Linked DNA regions of Homo sapiens: region 1 is linked to region 2. A link is a loop called in an ENCODE intact Hi-C map of the cell type or tissue named here. Cell type or tissue: ascending aorta. All regions are shown on one strand. Each heading gives the region's core, and the rest is flanking DNA. Links, peaks and the distances in the headings are about the cores only.

Region 1 (16,332 bases), core at 6,846-11,845, 92 kb before region 2:
TTAACTGTAACTTCTCTTAAGCATTTTTATTTTTTAATTTTTATTTACTTATTTATTTTTTGAGACAGGGTCTCACTCTGCCTGCCCATGCTGGAGTGCAGCGGTGTGATCTTGGCTCACTGCAACCTGCACCTCCCAGATTCAAGTGATTCTCCCGCCTCAACCACCCAAGAAGCTGCAATTACAGGCACACACCACCACACCAGGCTAAATTTTGTATTTTTAGTAGAGACAGAATTTCACCATGTTGGCCAGGTTGGTCTCAAACTCCTGGGCTGAAGTGATTCTCCCGCCTTGGCCTCCCAAAGTGCTGGGATTACAGGTGTGAGTCACTGTGCCTAGCCTCTTACAGATTTTTAGAAAGAAAGTTTTATATTCTCCTCTTTCTGATCTATCATTTTTTCCAGGAAATTCTTTCAACCTAAATCTTATATAATCAATTTCTGTTCTTAGAGAATAGGAATTGATAGTGAATATTCATCTACAGGCTTTGAGGATCATTATTAAGTTACTTTCCAGTGACTTAATTTTTAATTCACTTAATTATTAAGTCACTCTACAGGCTATACAATTTTATTTTATTATTATTATTATTATTATTATTATTATTTTGAAGATGGGGACAGGGTTTTGCTCTGTTGCCAGGCTGGAATGTAGTGGTGTGATCTCAGCTCACTGCATCCTCCAAGTCCCAGGCTCAAGTGATCCTCCCCCCTCAGCCTCCTACATAGCTGGGACTATAGGCATGCACTACCATGCCAGGCTATACAATTTTACTTTTTAAAAAATTTTCAGCCAGGTGCAGTGGCTCATGCCTGTAATCCTAGCACTTTGGGAGGCTGAGGTGGGCAGATTGCATGAGCTCAGGAGTTTGAGACCAGCCTGCGCAACATAGTGAGACCCCATCTCTACTAAAATACAGAAAATTAGCTGGGCGAGGTAGTGCAGGCCTGTAGTTCCAGCTACGCGGAGGCTGAGGTGGGAGGATCACTAGAACCAGGGAGACAAAGTTGGCAGTGAGCCAGGATTGTGCCACTGCACTCCAGCCTGGACAACAGAGTCTTGCTCTGTCGTCAAAAAAATAAAAATAATAATAATAATTCATTCTGTTTTCTTTTCCTATCTTTCAGTCATAATCATTTCTCTCTTCTACCTTATCTCCAAGATTTCCAGGTTTCTTTTACATTGTGAAGCTGAGATTTGATCATGTTCCTTGTAATAGGATTATTTTTACTATTTCTGCTGACTTTCCTTTTTCTCCTTTTTTTAAAGAAAATAATTTTTATTATAAAATTTTCCTGTAATTGACAGTAGCATATAATTAACTTTGCACAAGTCATATCCCCTCTGCAGCAGATTGAACCACATCTCCTGATATTCATAACCCTCTGCAGTCTTCTCTTGAATCTGGGCTGGCCGTGAGGCCTGCTTTAACCAACAGAACACAGAGGAAGGCTTAAGCCTTAAGAAGACCTAGCAGCTTTCTCGGGGAAGCCAGCTGCCATGTAATATGTCCATCCTAAGACCGCCATGCTGTGAGCAGTTGTCCTCCACATGGCCTCTCCACGAGCCCAACCTAGCCACACGGAGAAGCCATGTGGTGGAGAACAAAGTCCCTGGCCAACAGCCTCAGCCGATCTTCCAACGGACAGCTAGCACCCACTGGCCTGGCTATGAATGAGGCCATCTTGGAAGTAGATTGTCTAGTCATAGTTGCGCCATCCCAGCTGCTGCCATGTGGAGCAGTGACAAGCTCTCCTTGCCAAGCCCTGCACAAATTGAAGAATTGTGAACAAATCATTTCTTTAAGACAGTATTTTTTGGAGTAATTTGTGAAATACCCAGAAATAATTGAAACACTCTCTCTGGGCGAGGCTTTCTTTTTTTCACCTGTAAAGTGAATTAGTTGGACAAGTTAATCTCTACCTCTTATAACCTATTAGAGTGTAGTCTGTGTTGTTCCATTGCTGCTCAACTTCTGCCCACAACCTGATACTGGTCCTGTATCTTCTTATTTGATACTAACTTGTGACTAGGCTTGTTGAAATTTATTGTCTTTTTCTCCCCTTTAGATTAAGTCTCTAACTCGCCAGAATCATTTTAAATCGGTATTTTAGGTGCTGATTTCCATCCTACAGTGTGTTAATACTGCTCCCAGCTTGGTGATGTGTCCACTTTATGAGCTTGCCTTCTCCTCCATCATTTCCTTCAGAAATCTCACAGCTGTGTTCTCACAGCTGGACTGGCAGATTCGCTGTCCTTTTTGGCCCTCAGAAAATCTTATTGGCATAGTTTCTAGGATTCAAAACTCTGAAACTTGCCTTTCCGACCCATTTTGCTGTTTCTGGCTCAAGCATATTCCCAAATTGGTCTCTTTTTCCAAGATATAGCATGCCCATTCCTGTGAATTTCTTGTGAATAACATGTGCTATTAGGAAGTTAATGAGAAAAATACTTTTCTTTTTTGGTGGAGTCTTGGCTCAGAATATTCCTGAAGTAATCATCATCAATTAACTATGCCTCAAGACTTCTGTGATAGGGATGTAAAGCCAATAATTCTTTTTTACATCACGTTGAATTCATGTCTCAGAATATTGCAGCACATCTGTTCTTGAGCTGAATTTATTCCAGAAGGAACATGTTTCCTAATAAATATTGTCCAGTCATTTTTGAAGGACCTTTAAGCTCGGAGAGCATTAAAGTAATTGATTCTCAGCATTTTTCAAACTACTTTCAGGTTTAGCCACTGCTGGCCATCTGTTTATTCAGTTTAGAAGGAGTTCCAAACATAGCCTAGAGTCATCATGAGTAATCTTAACAGGCTCACTGGAGCATATGCCATAACTCCCATCTTCCTAGGATTTCAAAAAATGCTGTTGAAAAGAACTGCATGCCTTTTAGGGCCCACCTCTCCTTTCTTGCAGATGATAGACTATCTAGGAGCTAAACATGTTACCTGACGCAACAACAAAATAGAAGCGTTGATCTATGGGGCAGGCAGACTGTAAGGTTCACGCAACACAAATTCCCATGGTGCAAGGTTACTAGTTCTAGGGCAGAAGGCCACTGTTTTTCCAACTCACCCCTCAACCCACTCCAATTGGAAAAGCACTCATTGTCACAGGCCCCTTAAACATTTGCCTAAACACTTTCTGGGGTAATATGATTTACCCCAGAGATCATGACTCTGTGCTTTCCTACGTAGTGGGTCTTTTTTTGTTTTTTGTTCAGCATCCTTTCTCTTCAGAAGTGTCTTTCCTCTACATCCTGTGATTCTGATGGGCTACAATTCCCAGGCTTCACTTATTTCACTATAGTAACAGCACATGATCCAGGCTTGACCAGTCATGGTAACTTCTTCGTCTGGACACCGGTATTGGTTCAGGTTGGCAATTGATCCAAGCAGGGCCAATCAGAGACTTGGCTGAACTGATAGATGGATGATGGTGGAAGATTCCTCTGCAGAAGATGCTACATTAGAATGCAGCATGCAACCACACATAGTAATTGTCCTAAGCCACATGGAGTCTGCCTTATATTAAGAGAAAACTAGGCTGGGCGCAGTGGCTCATGCCTGTAATCCCAGCACTTTGGGAGGCTGAGGCGGGTGGATCATGAGTTCAGGAGATTGAGACCATCCTGGCTAATACAGTGAAACCCCGTCTCTACTAAAAATACAAAAAATTAGCCGGGCGTGGTGGTGGGCACCTGTAGTCCCAGCTACACGGGAGGCTGAGACAGGAGAATGGCGTGAACCCAGGAGGCGGAGCTTGCTATGAGCTGAGATCGCGCCACTGCAATTCCAGCCTGGGCGACACAGTGAGACTCCGTATCAAAAATAAATAAATAAATAAATAAATAAATAAATAAATAAATAAATAGAAAACTAACACATGGGAGCCGAGTGGAAACAGAGAAGATGAGAAGTGCCAATGTTGGTCTGACCCCTGGATACAGCTATATTTGAACTTCTAAGATATTCATTTACTTTTTTACTTTAGCGCATTTAAGTTGTGTTTGTCTCATTTGCAATCCAAGAGTCATCATTAACAGCAACGTAGTCTTTAAGAAAAATGTATGCAACCTTAAAAATAGCTTCCTTCTTAGAAATGTAAATCACAGTTGTTGAAACTTTAGAACAGGTTTTCATATAATTTGGTAATTTTTTGGAAGGTGAGAATTTTTTAGAGGCGAGAGTGGTTTCCTTAATCCAGGCAGGTGGTGCCTTGTCTGACAAGATTCTCCATCCAAATCTTTCAAAAAAATGTATTGTGACCTACTGGGAAGTTTTAGTTCAGGGAATAGAGTTGTTGCTTCACTCTGTCCCAAAATATTAGGAATACAGGACCCAAGGAAATAACTGAAATGAAGGAACTGTGGCCCATGTATCTCTTTAGGAATGCCTGTTGATTTTAAGATCTACTGACGATATGATGGATGAATCCACTGAGCTTAAGCTATTTTCTGTTGGGTGTGTTGGGAGAAGTGAAAAGGACGCTTTAAGCACAGACAATCAGTAGTTTCATTTTTAGTTTGTCTCTCACTCCAAGCTTTGTAATTAAGCATTTTTATCTTTACAAAGCCCACTGGCATCATCCGCTTTAAGATTTTCTAAGATGTTTCGGAATGTCTCCTTCTTCCTACTTCTTCCCTTTCCTCCTTTTTACTTTAATTTTGTCTTTTCACTTTGATTTTGTCTTTTCACTTTGATAAGTGATTTTCAGTTTAAATTTTATCTGTATTTTATATTTTAAGTTATGTTAAACATATTTTGGAGGTACACCAAATACACACATACATACTAGATAGGGCTGGAGACTTCTGGCAAACTAGGTGGAAATATTGATGAAATTATGCGTTGCATTTGGACTCAACTTTATCCTCTAAAAATCAACAAGCACATTAGAGAACTTAGTAAAATTGATCCTTTTGATAAGTATACTATATTATTATTGAGCAGCTGTGTGTAAGGAATTATGCCAAATATTGAGAATGAGAAGAAGAAAATGATTTGATTCTCTGCCCTTGAGGAATCTATGATGGGAAACAGATTCAATGTCCCAGAAAGGCAGAAGGAATGCTTCTTCTATTAGGCTCACATTACACCTGTCTTGATTATAGCATATATCATAATTATTTCTTTAGGTATTCATGTCTTCCTTTGGAATAAAAACTCTATGTTGAGCCAATTGGCTGTCTTCTTCATTTTTATATTCTCTGTGCCTAATATTGTCCCTGACACAGTAGTTATGTTTTTATTTTTTTGAGATAGGATCTTATTCTGTTGCCCAGGCTGAAGTGCAGTGGTGTGATCTTGGCTCACTGTAGCCTCGACCTCCTTGGCTCAAGAAATCCTCCCACTTCAGCCTCCCGAATAGCTGGGACCACGGGCTTGTGCCACCACACCTGGCTAGTTTTTATATTTTTTATAGAGACAGTGTTTTGTCATATTGCCCAGGCTAGTCTCAAATGCCTGAGCTCGAGTAATCTGCTTGCCTCAGCTTCCCAAAGGGCTGGGATTACAGGCGTGAGCCACTGTGCCCAGCAGTAGTTACTTAATAAAAGCTTGATGTCGATGCAGTTAATGGAATGTGCAACTCAAACTGACTTTAAAAATGAGGAAGTCTGCCAGGCGCAGTGGCTCACGCCTGTAATCCCAGCACTTTGGGAGGCCAAGGCGGGCAGATCACGAGGTCAGGAGTTTGAGACCAGCCTGACCAACATGGTGAAACCCCGTCTCTACTAAAAATGAAAAAATTAACTGGGCATGGTGGCAGGCACCTGTAATCCCAGCTACTCAGGAGGCTGAGACAGGAGAATCTCTTGAACCCGGGAGGCACATGTTACAGTGAGCCGAGATGGCACCACTGCACTCCAGCCTGGGTGACAGAACAAGACTCTGTCTCTAAAAAATAAATAAAATAAGAAGGATGTAGTTTCCAATACTGACCCAGATGCTGCTATAGAGAATAATGGACACAAAAGATCCTCCCAGACAACAGAATTGGGGGTGATCATGTGGGTCAACCAAGGAACTTACTCTCTGCCAGGACAGGGAATCTTTGCAGCTTCTGCTCATTAGGATTTTACAGTTGCTGAGGATGAGTGACAGCTGTATGTTTCCCATTCTTCCCTTGTCTGACCTGGAGTTTTACTTGTGGTTATCCTGTCTTTGTCACAGAAGTGGAGAGTGGATGTTTAGTAGATGAGTCACTTCTCCAAAAGGAACCACATCCAAACTCGATGGAGAGGTCTTGGACTCTGCGAGGTAACTGGGTAGGACTTTGGATTGGTTTCCTTGGGAAGGAGATGAATGTGTTCTTATGTCTCAGAAGGGTATGCATTGATTCTTGGGTGGCCAGAAAGGTGGTCTATAGAACCTGCTAATTGGCCTCTGATATCCGTTCTCTCAATCTCTCTCTCTCTCTCTTTTTTTTTTTTTTAATTTGAGACAGTCTTGCTGTGTTGCCTAGGCTGGAGTGCAGTGGTGTGATCGTGGCTCAGTGCAACCTCTGCCTCCTGGGTTCAAGGGATTCTCATGTCTCAGCCTCCCAACTAACTGGGACTACAGGCATGTGCCACCATGCCCGCCTAATTTTTGTATTTTTAGTAGAGAGGGGGCTCACCATGTTGGCCAGGCTGATCTTGAACTCCTGGCCTCAAGTGATCTGGCCTCAGCCTCCCAAGTGCTGGGATTACAGGTGTGAGCCACTGCGCCTGGCCCCAGCTAATTTTTTAATTTTTGTAGAGGTGGGGTTTTGCCATGTTACCCAGGCTGATCTGGAACTCCTCAAGCAATCCACCCACCTCGGTCTCCTAAAGTTCTGGGATTATGGTGTGAGCCACCATGCCCAGCCAAGTAAACATTTTCTTAGAGCCAGATAGGAAATATTTTGCCATGAAAGTCATAGGGTCTCTGTCCCAGTGACTCAATTCTGACCTTGTAGCTCCAAAGCAGCCATTGACAAGACTTCTACAATGGATGTGGCCGTATTCCAGTAAAATTTTATTTGCCAAAACCGGTGCCTGCTAACTATAGTTTGTTTATCTCTGTATCTCTGCTCTGGTGGAACAATAACATTCATGAACTCTGGTTCTCTGGATGCCCTGGAAAGAGAACTGCCCTACATTCCAGATCACCTACTAACTCAGATGTCTATGTGAAGGAAAAATAAGGCGTTTTGTTTTTGTTTTTTTTTGTTTGTTTTGTTTTTTGTTTTTGACAGGATCTCACACTGTTGTCCAGGCTGGAGTGCAGTGGCAGGATCATAGCCCACCGTAGCCTCAACCTCCCTTGGCTCAGGTGATCCTCCCACCTCAGCTTCCCAAGTAGGTGGGACTACAGGCATATGCCACCATGCCTGGCTGATTTTTTATTTTAAAAATTTTTTGTAGAGACAGTGTATCACCATGTTGCCCAGGCTGGTCTTGAACTCCTGGGCTCAAGCAGTCTTCCTTTCTCAGCCTCCTCAAGTGCTGGGATTACAGGCATGAGCCACTGTGCCCAGCCTGAGAAATAAGTTTTTAACTCTTATGTAAGTCACTGTTATTTTGGATTCTGTTAAGGTGTTCAAACCAATATCGTAATGCAACTGTATCTTCTGGTGAGAAGTATCTAAATATGGATGATCACAGTTCCCTGGGAGTGTTATTACTTTATTTTAGTCACTAATCTAGTTCTAGAAAAAAGAGTGATGATTGGGAAACTCATCTTTTCAAAATCCTGTAGCAAGTCTGACATGGTACTGATGTGGCACTATATCCCTTGATTCTGAAGATGCCAGTTGGAAGCAGCAACCAAAGATAACGTTTCTTTGCTTTTGTTGTTAACCTGAAGTCATTGTAAAGAAGTTGAATGACCTCTTGACATTTAGGAGATGTTAAATGACCTCAGAGCCAGTTTTTCACTAGTAAGGATATAATAAATAACTTGAATTTCACTAAATGCAAGTTAGTTGCAGGTTCCAACCTGCAATTCTGGTTAAACATAAATATCCTAAAGGCAGTATACTTGTAAAGAAAATTTCCATATATTGCATAACGTATTCACACTTTGCCCATCATTCAAGGCATTGCATGTGCTATTGTCAACTTCCCTAACCACCTTTTAAATTTATCATCAACATAAAATTAAGAAGAATAGTGAAATTCTTTTCATATTGATGACAGTCCACTATTTTCTACAGAGCAAGATAATCAAAACAAAATAATTGGTCATTTTGAAGAAGAAATTTACTGAATGAAGCAGTTGGAAAGAATGGATTACAGTTGTTTTTGAGAAAGTTTACATTAATTGTTCACATTAAAAATATATCTTCCAAGTATCTTCTCTGCTTTCCTTAGTCGTTTTAGCAAAGGCATCTGTGTTTATTTATTTACCTAATAAGTAGTTATTCTCTAAATTCTTACCTCTAAGTTCTCTAACTTATTCTTTAAGTTCTTGTCTCTAAGAACATTTATTTACCTAATTATTTATTCATTTACCTAATGTCATCTTTTGGTCCCATAATTTTAAATAAGTGCAAAGTGATGTTTATACTGCCAGTTTGGAGTTTTGCAGTAGCAGGTGTGATTGTCTTATAAAACTCTTTTGATATAGCCAATGTCATGTTCCTTATTCGTGTGTTATTTTCGAAATGTATTCAAGGCAGCACCCCCGAGACAGCTGTGACAATAATGCCCCCCCCCCCATGACAACAGAGGAACTGTGCCAAAGCTCAGCAAAACAAAATTTACTTGGCAGGGGAGAGAGTTTAGAGGCTTTTCACAGCTCTTTGGAAATGCTAATAAGGTCTCAACCTTGAACCATGTTTGCTTTTTATCTGGGAAACCCTTTCCAGTTACAATAGCATTGATATACTAAGAGATTCCAAGTTAGGAGTTTATACAGTAGGTTTATGAGACAGGTAATCCAAAAGTCAGGTGCTCCCTCTTCGCTTGGAAGAACAGTGCATTTTGGGACATTTTAAAGCACATTGTCAACTTCTTTGGCCTTTTTTTTTTTTTTTTTTTTTTTTTTTTGAGTTGGAGTCTTTACTCTGTCGCCCAGGCTGGAGCGCAATGGCGCGATCTCGGCTCACTACTACAACCTCTGCTTCCTGGATTCAAGTGATTCTCCTGCCTCAACTTCCTGAGTAGCTGGGATTACAGGTGCGTGCCACCATGCCCAGCTAATTTTTATATTTTTAGTAGAGATGGGGTTCTACCGTGTTGGTCAGGCTGGCCTCGAACTCCTGACCTCGTGATCCACCCACCTCGGCCTCTCAAAGTGCTGGGATTACAAACGTGAGCCACCGCATCTGGCCGGCTCCTTTAACCACTACTTATAACAGGCTCACAGCCTCAAGGTTGGCAGGCTTTACCGCCAGGCGTAATGTTGTGTTAATGTGGGTGAAGTACATTTGCAATGTGCAAATAGTTGACTCACAGCTCTAATTTTGTTCTTCTGAGTAGCTCTTTTAAGCTTCCCTGCCCTTTTTGTCTTATGTTGCTTAGATGACTGGAGAAAAATATTATTATCTGATGGCTCAATTTAAAGACCCACGATTAAACCAACTGAGCTCAGCCTTCACACTCACACCTACCTTTCAATATCTGGCACTAATCTTTTAAATACCTTGTCAGAGGAATACTGTTTCCTGGGTGTGTTCAAACTAGTCATGTTGTTATGTCCCAAAAACAGTGGGATCCTTTTCAGACGAAAAACACATGAAGGCTCAAAGCCAAGCTGCTGCGTAAAAGCTTTCCCTTTCCTTCCTCTGACCCATCCTCTTTGGAATAATTAGATGAATGGTGCTTTTTTCTGTGATTTATCTGTGTTTTTAAAGGCAAAACTCCCATGAAGAGATGGGCTATTAAGAATTCTCACAGTTGGCTGGGCATAGTGGCTCACGCCTGTAATCCCAGCTCTTCTGGAGGCTGAGGAGGGTGGATTGCTTGAGATCAGGAGTTCAAGACCAGCCTGGCCAACATGGTGAAACTCCCGTCTCTACTAAAAATCCAAAATAGCCAGGCTTGGTGGCAGGCGTCTGTAATCCCAGCTACTCAGGAGGCTGAGGCAGGAGGATGGCTTGAACCTGGGAGGTGGAGGTTGCAGTGAGCCAAGATTTTGCCGCTGCACTCCAGCCTGGGCAATGGAGCAAGACTGTCTCAAACGGACAAACCAAAAAAGGATTCCCACAGTGAACACTTTCAACTATTTGTTTGAAAATTTTTATTCCTCTTTTGCTGTGTCTAAAAGACTAAGAATCTTGAGGAGTTATGTATAAAAAGCTCTAACTCTCCTTTTGATAATTTTTAGAGTTAGTAATTTATAGCCTAAAGAATTATATAAGGCTGGGCACAGTGGCTCACACCTGTAATCCCAGCACTTTGGGAGGCTGAGGTGGGCCGATCACTTGAGGTCAGCAGTTTGAGAACAGCCTGACCAACATGGTGAAACCCCATTTCTACAAAAAACAAAACAAAAACAAAAACAAAATTAGCCGGATATGGTGGCACATGCCTGTAATTCCAGCTACTTGGTAGGCTGAGACAGGAGGGAGGCAGAGGTTGCAGTGAGCAAAGATCGCACTACTGCACTCCAGTTTGGGCAACAAGAGTGAAACTTTGTCTCAAAAAAAAGAATATATAAGGTGACATCATTTAGTATAAACACAGATAATATAGGATCTTGGAAAATATGAGTCGTATCAGTACTTAGCAGCAATCAGGTCATTTACTAGTTATGAGTAATTGACTCAAAATGTATCTTTTTCTACAAAAGAAACATTATTATTATGAGTAGGCTGCTTAGCATGCATATTATCATTTATTTAGTACTGAATGTCATAGTGTCTTTCTTTTTATTATTCTCATGTTTCTAAAGCAATAAGAAAAACAGATGGGATAGGCCGGGCGCAGTGGCTCACGCCTGTAATCCCAGCACTTTGGGAGGCCGAGGCGGGCGGATCACGAGGTCAGGAAATTGAGACCATCCTGGCTAACACGGTGAAACCCCGTCTCTACTAAAAATACAAAAAAAATTAGCCGGGCGTGGTGTCAGGCGCCTGTAGTCCCAGCTACTTGGGAGGCTGAGGCAGGAGAATGGCGTGAACCCGGGAGGCGGAGCTTGCAGTGAGCCGAGATCGCGCCACTGCACTCATGACTGGGCAACAGAGCGAGACTCTGTCTCAAAAAAAAAAAAAAAAAAGCAGATGGGATAAAAACAACAGAAGAATATTATCCATGTGTTTATGCAAATAACATGGCTTAAACATTTTGTGATAGCTAAGTTAGTGCTCTGAATAATAATTTGTATGCACTGAGTAGTCAAAATTTAAAAATGTGGAAACTTACATTTACACTGATTTCAAATTAAATTGATTTAGGAACCAAAGTATACTTTCATGATGAAATTATTTTTTAGTGTTTCAACAACTATACCTACCGTTTTTTTCACCCTTTTCTTTTAAAATAAAAATATATGTGTGCATATGTATTTAAATAAAATAATGCTTATTATAGAAAATTTGGAAAAAAAAAAACCCTGAAATTGCATCAGATAATTACTTCTGATAATTAGAACATTTTGACATCAAAATCAGCATAAACTCACGTTTTACTATCTGCTCTTCCTCCCACCATATGTTGATATTTTATACATTTTATTATTTCTTTAAATATTATTTGCTTACATGATTTTGAAGCTTAATCAAATGAACATACCACAATTTATTAAACAAAATTTCTATTGTTGGACATTCAGATTGGGTTCAACTTTTTCTTTTTATAGTAACATTCAGCAGAACACCATTGAACATAAATCTTTGAATGCATGTTGATTATTTCCTTAGGATAAACCCCTAAATCTAAGATTACGGCGACCAGAGTTACTTCAATTTTAACTGGTGAAATAATTTAAAAATTGTTATTTTCTTCTTCTTCTTTCTTCTTTCCTTTTTTTTTTTTTTCTTTTTTGAGATGGGATTTTGCCCAGGTGCTATCTTCGCTCACTGCAACCTCTGCCTCCTGGGCTCAAGGGATTCTCTCGCTTCAGTCCCTCAAGTAGCTGGGACTGCAGGCATGTGCCACCATGCCCCAGCTAATTTTTGCATTTTATGTAGAGACGGGGTTTCACTATATTGGTCAGGCTGGTCTCCAACTCCTGAGCTCAAGTGATCTGCCCATCTTGGCCTCCCAAAGTGCTGGGATTATAGGCATGAACCACCATGCCTGGCCCCCAAAATTGTTATTTTCAAGTCTAAAATTTCTTTCAGCTTCTACATGACAGATAATTCTCCTGACAAAATAGTCTTCCTTTTTAAAAAATGTGAAAGATAGTTTTGACTTGTCCAATAAATGAAGCTTTATCAGTGGTTGTGTGTATGTGATTTTGTGAATTTTTTTTGTTTTTTTGAGACAGAGTTTCACTCTTGTTGGCCAGGCTGGAGTGCAATGGTTCACTGCAACCTCTGCCTCCCAGGTTCAAGCGATTCTCCTGCCTCAGCCTCCGAGTAGCTGGGATTACAGGCATGCACCAGCATGCCCAGCTAATTTTGTGTTTTTAGTAGAGACGGGGTTTCACCATGTTGGTCAGGCTGGTGTCGAACTCCTGACCTCAAGTGATACACCTGCCTCAGCCTCCTAAAGTGCTGGGATTACAGGTGTGAGCCACTGCACCAAGCTGATTTTGTGAATATTGCAAATGTATTTGTGGAACAAAATGGCTTGGAGTCCCTCTTAAATGAATGCCCTGTTGTTCTCATCATAGCAATCCACCTACTGCTGTAGGCTTGATGTTATCACTCCTGCCATTCGGGCAGGTGTCTGGAGGGTGGAAGTAGGGACAAAGACCTTAGAAAAGTGGTAGGGTGATGAGAGATAGATTGGGAATTAATAGCAAATCAGGAAAGAAGCAATTAAGTAAATGACGAGAATTGAGGCTGGTTAGAGTAGGTCTGAGAAGCAGAGTAGATACTTTTCTCATTTTAATGAATGCTAATCAGCTGGCCTAGTGAAAACCTCCTCCTGATATGCCAAACACAATGGCTTATGCAAACATTTGATAAAGCATTCTCAGGTGTGTTAGTCATTAAGCCATGACCTTGGGAACAGATTGCATGGCTATATTCCTCAGTCATTTACAGTACACACACAGGTCCATAAATGCAGCTGTGTGAATATAATTAATTACTAACAATTCTTATTTTAGAAGTGGTAGTATCTTGAGAGTAATCCATAGGTAGTGGACAAGAAATAATTAAAAGCTGTTCTGCATTGAGCCTAGCCAGAAGCTCTAAAAGCTATTGTGCTATACTGTCGGAAAAAGGGGAGTTTAATTAATTAATTAATTCATTTATTTATCTTTCTTTTTTTTGAGATGGAGTTTTGCTCTTGTTGCCCAGGCTGGAGTGCAACGGTGTGATCTTGGCTCACCGCAACCTCAGCCTCCTGGGTTCAAGTGATTCTCCTGCCTCAGCCTCCCGAGTAGCTGGGATTACAGGCATGCACCACCACACCCAGCTAATTTTGTATTTTGAGTAGAGGTGGGGTTTCTCCATGTTGGTCAGGCTGGTCTTGAACTCCTGACCTCAGGTGATCCGCCCGCCTCAGCCTCCCAAAGTGCTGGGATTGGGAGTTTTCTTTAAAAGCGATAAAGGACAAGCCCACTGAGAAAGTTATCTGTTGTTACCTAGGATAGTCTTCCTGGTGGTAAAAATCCTTTGGAAACTTTTTTTTTTCTTTTTCTTTTTTGAGACGGAGTTTCGCTCTTGTTGCCCAGGCTGGAGTGTAATGGCTCAATCTTGGCTCACCACAACCTCCGCCTCCCGGGTTCAAGTGATTCTCCTGCCTCAGCCTCCCGAGTAGCTGGGATTACAGGCGCCCACCACCACACTCGGCTAATTTTTGTATTTTTAGTAGAGACAGGGTTTTACCATGTTGGCCAGGCTGGTCTCAAATACCTGACCTTAGGTGATCCACCCGCCTCGGCCTCCCAAAGTGCTAGGATTACAGGTGTGAGCCACCGTGCCTAACCTGGAAACTATTTTCTTCCATCTTAAAATCGAACAGCTGAAATAAATCCGTCCTCCCAAGTTAAAGCATACATCAGGAGGATAATGGGAATCTTGTGAGTCAGAGTTTATCAGAAAGATGAGATGGCCAGGGATGAGGCCAGGCAGGGAGAGGCAATGCTATTAGGACCAACAGATGTAGTCACTGTTGTCACTGACTCTGGTCTTCTGGCCAGGATTGGATCTTTTAGAGCAGCAGTTTCCACATCCAAGCGTCAGACACACTGAGGTGTTAATATCTATTAAGTCAAAATCTTTGGGAACGGGGCTTGAGAATCTTAAAAAAAAAAAAACTTTTCACTGGGTGCAGTGGTTCACACCTGTAATCCCAGCGCTTTGGGAGGCTGAGCGGGGAGGATCAGAATTTTTGGGGGGGCTTTAGCCCAGGAGTTCAAGACCAGCCCTTTTTTTTTTTTTTTTTGTAGAGATGAGGCCTCCCTACGGGCAACATTAGCTGGGCGTGGTGGTGCATACCCCTAGTCCTAGCTATGTGGGAGGATTTCTTGAGCTCAGGAGGTTGAGGCAGCAGTGAGCCATGACTGCATCACTGCACTCCAGCCTGGGTGACAGAGTGAGACCCTGTCTCAAAAAACAAAACAGCAACAGCTTTTCAACTCAGCCAGGTTAGAAGCTACTATCTTGGAGCTTTCCCATTTTCAAGTTGTTAGATCAGTGACTGTGGCCATTTGGCCTAGTGGGGGTTTCTTAAAACAACAGCCTCCAAAGGGAGGATGTTGGAAGAAAACATTAGAAATATTTATATATTTAAAAATCTCATCCTTAGCCAGGAGTGGTGGCTCATGCCTGTAATCCCAGCACTTTGGGAGGCTGAGGCGGGCGGACCACTTGGGGCCAGGAGTTCGAGACCAGCCTGGCCAACATGGAGAAATTCCGCCTCTACTAAAAATACAAAAATTAGCCGGGTGTGGTGGTGGGCACCTATAATGCCAGCTACTTGAGAGGTTGAGGTAGGAGCATTGCTTGAACCCGGGAGGCAGAGATTGCAGTGAGCCAAGATGGCGCCACTGCACTCCAGCCTGGGTGACAGTGTGAGACTCCATCTCAAAAACAAAAACAAAAACAAAAACCTCATCCTTTAAAATGTTCTGTATTTTTATGTTTTATCAAATGCATAATATATGAGGTCATATTATATGATATAATTTAGAAATAAATATACATATAGTGGGATTTGTGCTCAAAATGTTTTATTGGTAGAGTTGAGCAGTCAAAAAAAAAAAAAAGTCTTGGACCCACTACCTTGGAGGGCTTGAAAAATGAAAACTTATCCTTAAGAGGCAGGTATCCAAAAGCGATGTTTGGCCTTCAGAAGTAGATATAATGGACCATATACTTTTAGAGTCACATGACCAACCCAGACAGGACAAAGATAAAATTCCTGGACAGAATAGTGGCTTAGCCACTGATAGCTAGAGAGGCAGCTTGATGTAGCCAAAAGAGAACAGGCTTGGGAGTCAGCACATCTGACCTCAACTTGGAGTTCCGCCACTTCATAGCTGGGTTTCCCTAATCTCAGTCCCAGTTTTCCAATCTGTAAAACAGGAACAGAAACACTTAAGTTGCAGGAACCCCTTGAGAATTAAGTGAGATAATGTATTTAACAGAGGTCAGCATGTAGCTGGTACACTATAGGATGGTAGCTCTTGTTACCAACAGCTATTATTGATGGTACTATAGGTATAGAGGCAGTATAAGGTAGTGGTTGATAGTATGGGTTCTGAATGTCTGAGTTGGAATTTTGGCATGGTCACTCATTAACTGTATTAAATTGGGCCAGCTGATGGTAATAATAATATAATATAATAGTAGTATGATGTCTGGCTCATAATATATGCTTGTTTTTTGTTTGTTTGAGACAGAGTCTCACTCTGTTGCTCAGGCTGGAGTGCAGTGGCACCATCCCGGCTCACTGCAACCTCCACCTCCCGGGTTCAAGTGATTCTCGTGCTTCAGCCTCCCAAGTAGCTGGGATTACAGGCCTGTGCCACCACCCTGGCTAATATTTTGTAATTTTAGTAGAGATGGGGTTTTGCCATGTTGGCCAGGCTGGTCTTGAACTCCTGAGCTCAGGTGATCCGCCCGCCTTGATCTCCCAAAGTGCTAGGATTCACTGCACCCACCCAATATATGCTTAATAAATATTAGCTGCTATCAACCTCATCATCATTGTTATCACCATTATCATCATCATTACATCAGTTTTTGGTTTTTCTTTTTCTTTTTTTCTTTCTTTTTTTTTTTTTGGTGATGTGGTCTC
Region 2 (5,000 bases), core at 1-5,000:
TTGTAAAATAGAAAATATAGCACATAAAGCTATAACTTAGCACATAAACATTGCTAAATTACCTACCACGAGGTCTGGTCCATGACAGCCATTCACCAAATGCTCATTCTCTTCTTTATGCACCTTCTAATTTTGTCCAGACCTTCTGAAGATTTTGATATTTTCTAATTGTTTGCTTGATTATTACATGTCCTCATCAAAAGTAGAATGGTATACTATTTATTTATTCAGTGAATTACTGCATTCCACTTTCTTCTTGGAAGACATTTTAGAGAATTTCATGACCTTGTCCACTTCTCTTCCCAAATGTGACTGATTTTTATTATCCATCAATTTGTAAAGTTTTGGCTGGGTGTAGTGGCTCCAGCCTGTAATCCCAGCACTTTAGGAGGCCAAGGTGGGAGGATCACTTGAGCTCAGGAGTTCAAGACCAGCCTGGGGAACATAGTGAGACCCTGTCTATACTAAAAATAAAAAATTAAAAAATTAGCTGGGCATGATGGCACATGCCTGTAGTCCCAGCTACTCAGAAGGCTGAGGCAGGAGAATTGCTTGAGCCCAGGAGTTTGAGGCTGCAATGAGCCATGTTCATGACACTGCACTCCAGCCTGTGCGATAGAGTGAGACTCTGCCTCAAAAAAAAAATAAAATAAAAAATAATCGTAGCTTCTCTTTTTTTGATGAATTTCAATATGTGTTATTTAATCTTTTTAAAGGATTGCCTTAGTATGATTATTATGTTATGACATATCTATTTTCTCTATTTCTCTCACTTCTTAAACTCTGGTTTTACTTCTTGGATTAAAAAAAAAAAAAAAAGCTGAGATTAAAGTTTCCCAACTATTACTGCCAAGTTACTGTTCTATTTAAAGTGTGGTTTCCACAAACAGTTACTTCATATTGATTCTATGCTGGAATCATTCACAGTTGCTTTCAATATAAAACAAGGATGTCTATGTTGTTTATATGGTATAAAATGAACTCACGTGACTTTGCCAAACCTACAATTTGAAAGAAAAAGCCCACAAGTTACTATTTGAAGAGACCTCAATAACCTTTGGGAAGGAATGGACTGGTTCACAGGCACGAGAATAAACAAATGAAAGGTGCTTATGTTTTCTTACATGTGTAATTGTGGTAAGGTATTCTGGATTTAATTAGTGTAAAAATTGTACTTGAAAGATAGACTGAAATGGAAGCATCACTATACAGGAGGTAAAATGAAATAACTGTTTAAGAGAGATCAGTGCAAACGGAAATGCAGAGACTCTTCCTGAGAGCATCATGAGAAGGGGCTATTTGAGTAGAATGTGAAGAATGGCAATAGAGACTGAGGCAAGAGAGTCATCCACCCAAAGCACCTGCATCTCCAACAGCTGAGTAGTTTTCACCTAAGCCAGAAAGAAGGAAAAAAAAAAAAAGATCTGGATGATATAACCCTTTCTTTACAAAGATAGCTGGTTCATTTGGGTAGGTAGCCATGAAACCAGATGCTATCTTGGTAAATGCTTGGTTTGGGTTTTAGGGCAGAGAGACCAAGTTTATTTTTATTCACTCTGTGCTAAAGGGCAATTGACTACATTTATTTTGGCCCATCAGGGAGGAAGGAAGGGCATGCCAATCTTTCAAGAGGTTGTTTACTTTGACAGAGAATGAATTCTGCTTTCTTTTCCATTTTCTGATTTTCCTTTTAATATGGAGAAAGACTATGTAATAGTTTAAAATATGTGTCTTGGCATAAAAGTCAATAAATTTATTGTAAAGGAATTAACTGGTTGTTTCCTAAAAGGAGTTAATTCTGTTCTACAGGCATTTCTTTAAACACCTGTTTCAAACAGTGTATTCTTCTAAAGTGAGGATTTTTTTTTTTTTTTTTTTTTTTTTTTTTTTTTTTACTTAGGGTCTCAGTCTGCCACCCTGGTTGTGTAGTGCAGTGGTGTGATCATGGCTCACTGCAGCCTCAAACTCCTGGGCACAAGTGGTCCTCCTGCCTGAGCCTCCTGAGTTGCTGGGACTACAAGTGCATACCATCATGCTCAGCTAATTAATTTTTTTTTAAAGAGAGCTTATGCTAGAGACAAGACTGCTATAAGCAGTGGTTTTCAAATGCTGAGCCAAGAGGCCAAAAGGCTGAATCAGAGTCACCAACGATGCTTTTTAAAGGAATGCAGATTTCTGTCCGGACGCCCTGTTGGAGATTCTGATTCAGTGTATTCTGGGCAGGACTCTAAGATTGCACATTTTGAGTAAGTGCTCCCTGGTGATTCTGACCCACAGCCAGGTTTGGGAACCAATGACTTGAGGTGAGAGAAGTGGGGCTGTGAAAGTGGAGGCAAGACCTTGTCCAAACCGTTCTACTTTTGACTCAGAGTCTGAGTCTGACTTCCTGATGAAAAATGACCTGAGAGTTTGAAACTGGCCGTGGTGAGAATGTTTCAACCACAGAAATTGCTAAATGGTGTGAATCAGGTCAGGGTTCCCTCCCACCACGAACCCTGCCGCAAAAGCCAGTACACAATTATCTAGGAAGGTTATTCTCTTTTTTCTTTCTTTCTTTTTCTTTTCTTCCCTTTCTTTTTTCTTTCTTTCTTTCTTTTTTTTTTTTTTTTTGAGACAGAGTCTCCCTCTGTTGCCCAGGTTGGAGTGCAGTGGTGCAATCTTGGCTCATTGCAACTTCTGCCTCCTCGGTTCAAGTGATTCTCCTGCCTCAGCCTCCCAAGTAGCTGGGACTACAGGCGCCCTCCACCATTCCCAACTAATTTTTGTATTTTTAGTAGAGACAGGGTTTCACCATGTTGGCTAGGCTGGTCTTGAACTCCTGACCTCAGGTGATCTGCCCACTTGGCCTCCCAAAGTGCTGAGATTACAGGTGTGAGCCACCACCCCTGCTGTCACATTTTAAAAATATGCCTGCTATAGAAAAATCTACCTGTGTTATAGGTTACCAAAGTCACATAGGTGACTTTAAAGGTTTCAAGTGAGTTACTCTAAAAGAGACTATCCACTTTTTGAACAGAGAGATGAGATTCCTCAAAGTACCTCAGTACACAGTGAGAATTACATTCCCCTTTTTCCTTCTGTGCCTGAGCAACGAGTCACTTTGAGCCTCCATTTCTGTTCTCAGCCCTAGGTTCAGCTGGAGAGATTCATGTTTTCCCTTGTGTTTACAGACCTTAAATGCACTGTCCTTTCAAAAATTTTTTTTTCCTAAGCTGTAGAAATAAATTCAGTTTCAGTGATCTCCCCAGTCTTAAAAAAACAAACAACATCCCTGGAATCCTCAGAAGTGATTTCTTGGCATGGTAATGTGTAGTTGATTGTGCTGGGTCCAACAGTAGACTCTGATTAAGGTTGAAATAAAGAGGAAGTGAGAACAGGGATGATTTAATTGCTCACAAGAAATAAATCTATTGGCTAGAAGATTTGGTTCAGGGCCTCGTTTCTTCAGGTTTGATGAATTTATAACCATTAAGTAAAAATGTACACATAAAACCATAGCATTTAGCATGGTGCTTCTCAGGAGAGTGGGAGGAAAAATCTCCTAGAACATTCGTGGAACCAGTAAGTCCTTGGCTTAACCTGGCAGGAAACTAGCTACCTAACTGCAAACAAAACCCCAAGATTAATGCCATCAATATTTGTTGAATGAATCAACATGCCCAGGTACGTATTTTATTACATGTATCATAGATGCTGTGAGGAAGAACATCATCAATTTGTTTCATTTTCTAGATCAACTCATTAAAAATGACTGAGATTAGAAAGCTGGACAAACTGGCTGGGCGCGGTGGCTCACGCATGAAATCTCAGCACTTTGGGAGGCCGAGGAAGGTGAATCACTTGAGGTCAGGAGTTCGAGACCAGCCTGGCCAACATAGGGAAACCCCGTCTCTACTAAAAATACAAAAATTAGCTGGGTGTGGTGACGAGCACCTGTAATCCCAGCTGCTCGGGTGGCTGAGGCAGGAGAATCATTTGAACCTAAGAGGCAGAGGTTGTAGTGAGCCAAGATTGCGCCATTGCACTCCAGCCTGGGCAACAGGGAGAGACTCCGTCTCAAAAGAACAAAAAAAAAACAAAAAAAAAGAAAAAAAAAAAAAGAAATCAGGACAAACTGTATTTCAGCAATTTTACAGGAAAAAACAGAAACAGCCATCTAAGAAGTAGGGAGGGATCTTTTCAAGGAAGTCTTCCCTAAATTGTCCTCACTCACCCCCACACTCTCCCTAAGGCACTTGCTGTATCTTTTTCATTGCACTTTCCTCTTGTAAAATGGGTGGTAATAATGTTACCTACATTGAAGTGCTTTAGTGAAAGTTAAAAAAGTGAAAACATACACAGCCCTTTGAATAGTGACCAGAAAATAGTATGCACTCAATATACGTCAGCAATTACTATGATATTGTCATCATCATCACCACCACAGAGTACTGAAATGATCTATTATTATACATTTCTCCTCATCTAGAATGTAACATCTCTTAGGGAAGATCTTCTGATTTTCACAGACTTAATGTTGGCACAGGGGAAGCACTCAATAAATGTTTTCTGAACTAAACTGAGCTACAACTTATGTGCTTCTAGTAAATTTATCTCAACTGTTGCTTCAGGTTTTCAATGGTTTTTTTTTTTTTTGGTTTTTTTTTTTTTTGAGACATAGTCTTGCTCTGGAGGCTCCCAGGCTGGAGTGCAATGGCGCAATCTTGGCTCACTGCAACCTCTGCCTCCCAGGTGCGAGCGATTCTCCTGCCTCAGCCTCCTAAGCAGGTGGGATTACATGTGCCTGCCACCATGCCTGGCTAATTTTGTATTTTTAGTAGAGACGGAGTTTCACCATGTTGGCCAGGCTGGTCTCGAACTCCTGACCTCAGGTGATCCACCGGCCTTGGCCTCCCAAAGTGCTGGGATTACAGGTGTGAGCCACCACCCCTGGCCCAGTTCTAACTTTTGAGAAGATAAAAACTGGAAAAGAAGAGAGAGAAGAAGAAAAGGGCTGTCAT

Evidence for each region. A loop is a pair of places that touch in the nucleus more often than their neighbours do. Peaks named below come from ENCODE experiments on the same cell type or tissue, not always from the same donor. Only the 100,000 strongest peaks of a DNase experiment are listed, where the experiment ranks them.
Region 1: it touches region 2 in a loop (5-fold over the local background); 3 of 110 quality-filtered maps call a loop at or near these places.

Annotation. Positions count from the first base shown.
Region 1 is chr12:95,599,089-95,615,420 of GRCh38, forward strand. No RefSeq gene overlaps it. Among named protein-coding and RNA genes, the nearest start is that of USP44, 56 kb to the left of the region's middle. RefSeq lists enhancers at 12,076-12,644, 12,645-13,213, 15,902-16,332. In ascending aorta, for the core only: no CTCF peak of the experiment used is centred there; DNase peaks (open chromatin) are centred at 7,015, 9,333 and 9,734; H3K4me3 peaks cover 601 bases; H3K27ac peaks cover 3,608 bases.
Region 2 is chr12:95,698,222-95,703,221 of GRCh38, forward strand. All of the region lies in intron 5 of NTN4 (netrin 4), which reads right to left. Among named protein-coding and RNA genes, the nearest start is that of NTN4, 90 kb to the right of the region's middle. RefSeq lists enhancers at 2,101-2,170, 2,221-2,270. In ascending aorta, for the core only: no CTCF peak of the experiment used is centred there; a DNase peak (open chromatin) is centred at 2,250; H3K4me3 peaks cover 1,429 bases; H3K27ac peaks cover 3,565 bases.